Linked DNA regions of Homo sapiens: region 2 is linked to region 1. A link is an interaction called in ENCODE POLR2A ChIA-PET data of the cell type or tissue named here. Cell type or tissue: GM12878. All regions are shown on one strand. Each heading gives the region's core, and the rest is flanking DNA. Links, peaks and the distances in the headings are about the cores only. Region 1 has its middle 76 kb from the start of DMRTA1. Region 2 has its middle 18 kb from the start of IFNB1.

What was found. Peaks named below come from ENCODE experiments on the same cell type or tissue, not always from the same donor. Only the 100,000 strongest peaks of a DNase experiment are listed, where the experiment ranks them.
Region 2: POLR2A ChIA-PET joins it to region 1 with 5 read pairs; 2 of 35 experiments call an interaction of 5 or more read pairs at or near these places.

The regions. Positions count from the first base shown.
Region 1 is chr9:22,521,583-22,524,502 of GRCh38, forward strand. No RefSeq gene overlaps it. Among named protein-coding and RNA genes, the nearest start is that of DMRTA1, 76 kb to the left of the region's middle. In GM12878, for the core only: no CTCF peak of the experiment used is centred there; no DNase peak of the experiment used is centred there.
Region 2 is chr9:21,094,712-21,097,631 of GRCh38, forward strand. No RefSeq gene overlaps it. Among named protein-coding and RNA genes, the nearest start is that of IFNB1, 18 kb to the left of the region's middle. RefSeq lists enhancers at 1,612-1,881, 1,779-2,073. In GM12878, for the core only: no CTCF peak of the experiment used is centred there; DNase peaks (open chromatin) are centred at 1,820 and 2,071; H3K4me3 peaks cover 786 bases; H3K27ac peaks cover 314 bases.

The sequences.
Region 1 (2,920 bases), core at 179-2,678:
ACAGAAGGAGTTTAAAGTTGAGATCCATTGCTTTGAGTTGGCTAGTTACGTGGATCCAGAACAAAAGACTATCCTGGCCATCATTAGCATATTAGTTTAAGCCAGAGATCCATATGACATTAACAGAGAAAATCATAGTACACCAAACATTGGGACCCAAGAGTAGAACCCCACATAATATGAAAATTAATGAGGGACAGAAAAATGAGGACCACAGCGGGGAGTGGCCAGAAAAGGAGGAAAATCAGGAGAAAGGGGTATCAAACAATTTCTCTTGTTTGAGCACAATGACACACAGAGAAGAGGCTGTAATTCAAGAGCCTTAAATACTAGTTTTTTAAATTTAATTCTATCTCTAATTTCTCTAAAACTACTTTCCCAAACTGTCTTGTACCTATTCATTAAAACACCTTTGGTCTCAAATTCTGTGAGATTACTCCTAAGTCAAACTCTATATTATAGGAATGTGAACTTGTGCATTCACAGGAGGAAATACTATAAGCTCTTAAGTGGAAAATACGGTTACATACAGAATTCTGTCAGCATTTTGCATAAGATACTCAGAAGTGTTCTTTAATGCTATGCAATCATATTTCTAACCTTTTCACCAGTTCATTGACATTTCTACCATCATGTTAAGTGCAGACAGAAGCAAGAGATGGGTAGGAAATATCTCACACATCAAGGGAGAAGAAAACAATAAAAGGCAAAGTTGGGCATAATTTTCTTTTGGAATCCACAACACCTGCTACATTTCCTGAAGCCTAAAACGGCCTCTGTTGCTTCGACTGCTGCTCAAACCATCTGCTGAGTATAAGGAGGTGGTCTGCAGCAGCTGAAAACCTTTACAAATGCTTCAAGTCAGGCTTGTTGGCACGGTAAGGAAGCTAGTGATGTACTGATGCCAAATTCTGTTCCTGTTTCTTTCCCTTTGCTGCCATGAAAAAAATTAACCAAGGCTTTAAGAGCTGCCATTGACATAAACATGATTTAATAGCTCTTTAGCATTTCCAGGACCACAGCATTAGCAAGAGCCTTGGAGATGTTTAAGAGTAGAATCTTGAAATTCGTTCTCTGGCAAGTTATTTTAAAACCAGATGTTGTAAGCGTACTTCAGTACAGCTGCCTATTAGGTGACAGTACTTCAAACACATAGAACGTGAGGGAAATGTACTTGCTGTTTTCTTTATAGGATGGCAACTGTCACCTGCCTCTCCTAAGTGTGTGAGTAGATTTTCCTGGTTGATGCCTGCTCTTTCTTCTGTTTTCCATGCTTCTCTCAAGCGTGGTGATGAAAGACCTGTTTAAAGTAGGAGAGCTGTCAGTATGAATCGATAATCTATGCAACTGATTATTTACATAATTATCTCTTTGATTAGAGAGGGAGCTTCTTACGAATTAGGACCAGGTCTTATTTGGGTTTAAATTCTGATTGTACTTTTTACTAGTTTGTAAACTTGGATAAGAAACTTGGCTGCTCTGAGTTTTGGCTTCCTCATGTGTATCTCACTAGGTTGTGCCCTGCCTAATGAAGTTAGCTACCTTTTTCAAAGTTCCTAATTGGGTGCCTGGCACAAGTTCCAATAAATGTCTATCAAATAAAATAGTTATGTAACTGTTATAAAGGATTATGTTTGAATTTCAAATGTACATAATTATTTCTCACTTTATCTTCCACTTTACGTTACAGGCAAACAATTCCAATTCATTTATAGTTATTGTAGAAGTGTTTGTTCTAGTGTTCATGTGAAAATTTGCATTACACATTTGCCTTGTAATTGTATAAAGCCTCTTCCTATCATGTATGAAGCAAGTCCGTGGTTAAAATCTGAAGGGATATGTTGGCTTGCTGGTCATTTTTGTCAGTCAGTCAGAAAATTCAGAGGAGTTTTACCTTGCCATTCCCTTGAAGAACTGGAGAGGTTGGCCATAATCTTTGTTTTCATTTTCTGCCTATATCCCCTTTCCTCTGTCTTATCAAAATGTACTTTTTAAAAGGCACTGCTCACATCTAGCTCTTTCTTAGATAATTGACTTACAAACTAATTCACATGTTGGTAAAATGGCTAAAAATGGCTTAAAGCAGTGCTTTTTAAACTTTTTTTGAGACTTGTGAGGGATTCTATGGGGAAGCCTGATGGACAGATGCAGGGATCTGGAGCTTCAAACCAGTGAGACTCTGGTACTGCACCCCTAACTCTAATTTCAATCGAAAAATTCTACTTTAAAAAAGTTTTTATGTATATATACATATATATCTACACATATATTTTATTCATATATTACATATATTTTTAAGCTTAATTAAAGAATAGATTTTACTGTTTTAAAAAGGTGAAGATTATTTACTGGCATATCATCTTTTAGTGTCATTACAATTTCTTTTTTTTTTTCTTTTTTTTTTTTTTATTGTGAGACAGAGTCTCACTCTGTCACCGAGGCTGGAGTGCAGTGGCGTGATCTTGGCTGACTGCAACCTCTGCCTCTTGATTTGAAGCGATTTTTGTGCCTCAGCCTCCCAAGTAGCTGGGGTTACAGGCGTGGGCCACCACACCCTGCTAATTTTTGTAGTTTTAGTAAATTCAGGGCTTGGGTTTCACCATGTTGGCCAGGGTGGTCTCGAACTCCTGGCCTCACATGATTTGCCCGCCTTGGCCTCCCAAAGTGCTGGGACTACGGACCTGAGCTACCATGCCCAGCCCAGTGCCATTACAGTTTCATCACAAGACTAAATAATATAACTGAAAAGATTTCTCTAATCTTAGAATCCTGGCTAGTGATAGGAAGTGATAGTCACTAGGGATCACTGCATGGTCACTAAGCAAATGAAGCAGAGTTACCCCAAATCTTTCTTTGATAGAGTTATTATATTGGAGATAAATCATTTGACATGGACTATTTATACTTCTATAATTCATTT
Region 2 (2,920 bases), core at 316-2,815, 1.4 Mb before region 1:
TGACTAGATCCATTCGTTAGTTTCCGTTCTGTCACCTAAGAATCCAGGAGAGACTAGGCCACTTCACGGGGGCTCTGCCTGTCTTGTTAATGTCGGGATTCCTGACATGATATTAAAATAACGGCACCTTGGACATTGAGAAAACTGCAGAATCAAGAAGGTCATTCACTGACTTTGTCTCACCTTTCTTTGTGAAAGCTGGTCATAAGATAATTATCTGTCCTATCTCCCCTGAAAGTATGTCGTAAGACCCCCATGTGACAGGTGTCCTTCCCTGCTTCTGGAGGAAAGGAATAAAGACACAGGGACACCAAGAATAATCTGAACAGCAGGCCTTCCTAAGTCCCCCCTCAGTTTATTAACAATACTTCATATCCCCTTTGTGTCCAATATGCTTTTACATGACTGTCCATTTTTCATTAAACCTAAGCATAAAAATAGACAGTTTCTCTGGGTCTTTGGATCTTCATTTCTAAAGCCTCTTGTCTCCCATGAAAATTAGTTTAAAAAATTAGTTATGGTTTTCTCTTGTTAATCTTCTTTTATTATAGGGGTATTAACCATGAACCTAGCAATAGGTGAGAAAAGGCACTACTTTTTTTTCCCACACTAATGACAACTTCTGCCTTATGCAAACACAACCAGAGGGTCCTACAGTCTTCACCGCCAGCCACAGTTGGAATGGTCTCATCAATGGATTGATGGCCCAGGGACGCACAAGGGCTGTGCTGAGGCTCAGGAAACAATCCCCCAAAATGACGGCCACAGAAGCAGCCTCAGAAGCAAAACTTTCTCTGACTTTCTCCTGCCCTTCTCTCTGTGGCCCCTTATTCTCTAGAATCTCTCTAGAATCCCTCTTCCCAAGGCAGGCCATAGAAACCAGAATTCCCTTCCCCAAAGCCAGCCATAAAACCTAAACATATTACTTCAACCTCCTCCTTGCCTTTCTGTGTAAAAGCTGACCATAAGGAAATTATGTGACCTGCCTTATCTGATGGTAGAATATAACTCCATTCAGAGAGGGCCCTGCCCCATTCCCAGAGTAAGGAATGTTGCACAAACAAACCCAGAAGAATCTAGACAGACAGGCCTTGCTAGGCTTCCTCACTCAGTCTATTAGCATTAGATCATGCCCTTTTTGTCCAGTCATTTTTCTACATAGCTGTCCAATTCTTCATTAACCTAAGCATAAAAATGGTATCTTTGGGCTTTCATTCTGAAGGCTCCCATGTCACATGAAACTACTATACAATTAATTTGTATGGCTTTTTGCCTATTAATCTGCCTTTTGTCAGATGATTTTTCAGTGAAGCTTCAGAGGTCAAAGGGCTAATTTTCCCCTGGCCCCTACAGCTGCCCACCCAACATTTCTTACCAGGTGCTACCTGGACTCCCTCTGCTAGAAGCTCCACATTGGCCCTATCCAATACAGTCTTCAGTCACCCTCCAGCCTGGGTTTACTTTTCCCTTTGGATACCAGGCATTTCTCTGAGCTGTATGTTATTTAATCCTCACAACCATACTCAGGGGTAAATGCAGCCAGGCCTAGGGTTAAGAAGAGAATACACAGACAACACACTTACAGCAGCTGCTGAATAAGCACCAGCTCCATTCCCTTCACAAACACGTGGACATGTCTATTTTTGGTTTTTCTGTGGGTGCTTCCTATCTTGGAAGCAGTTTCTGGTGCTTCTACAAAGTGAAACCAAAACCCTGTACATCATTAAAACTTACAACCAATTACATTTTTATTTCATCATCAGGGGCTGTACGATGAACCAGGTGGTGCAAAAATAACAATGAGGGTGATGCAACAAGTGAAAAGGAAACTAAATGTGAATTGTCGAATTGGAATTGAAGAATGGAGCGGGTATTCCCCTTTGCCCTGGTGCTTGCCTGAGGCAAGTGCTGCTTATCTTCACAAAGCAGAAGATTCTTCTGGCTGCCTGGAAGATGCCTCTGTTATTTTAGTGAAAACATTTAGCTCCTCGAAAGGTAGAGAGAACCAAGAGGTAAAGTGTGCCATTGTAGACAGCTGGTGTGTGTGCCAGGTAGCAGTGCTTCTGTCTACATCCTGGGATATTTGCTGCGAAATGATTGGCTCAGTCACCAAGTGAATGGCTCTTTCTGCCTCTCCCTTGTGAGTAGTTGAGCTGGCATTAAAAAGTTCCTGGCTAGTTCTTTTGAAATTACCTCACCTTCCTGCAGACCTAGAACATTAGGGAATAATCCTCTAATCAGTTTCAAATAGGAGAGCTCACATGTAAGCAGCCTTATTTAAGTGCCAGGCATCATTCTGAGCATGTTATATAAATTAAACAATTAATCCTCACCACAGTTTTATGAGGTAGGACTGTGGTTATCTTAATTTTACAGATAAGGGAACTGGGCAACGAGAGGTCTGTTTCCTTTCCCCGTTATGACATCCCAAAATAGCATTTTGCTCCTTGAGTTCTAGTAGGAACATTCAAGGCCTGGTTGGCCTTTCCCATCTCTCACTCTGGACCCCTGGAGGGAAGAAAACTTGGTCTTATTCCTAGCTCTCATTTTTCACTTATTTCTTATTTTTAGAAAATGTGCAATTCTGCCAACTCTTTGCTTTAGCTCTTGCTTTCAAATGACTTGCACATCTCTGTCCTTTCTCCCCTTTTCCAAAATTTTCAATGTCATTTGCATCCTTCCATCAGTTCTAAAATGCTAGTTACTTGTGGATGTCTCTCCATTTTACGCCCTGTTCTGAGCCTATGGCTCTTTGCAAATTCAGCACTTGCGGAACACTCATCATTCTGTTCGGTAATCGATGTTTTGTTTTATCCTCTCTTTTCCAGAAGATTCGTGTTTTAAATCTGAACTTTGTCTCCCCAGTCATTAGCACAGTAGCCAATGGTAAAAAGTTAAGTATTGTTTATTGAATAAATAT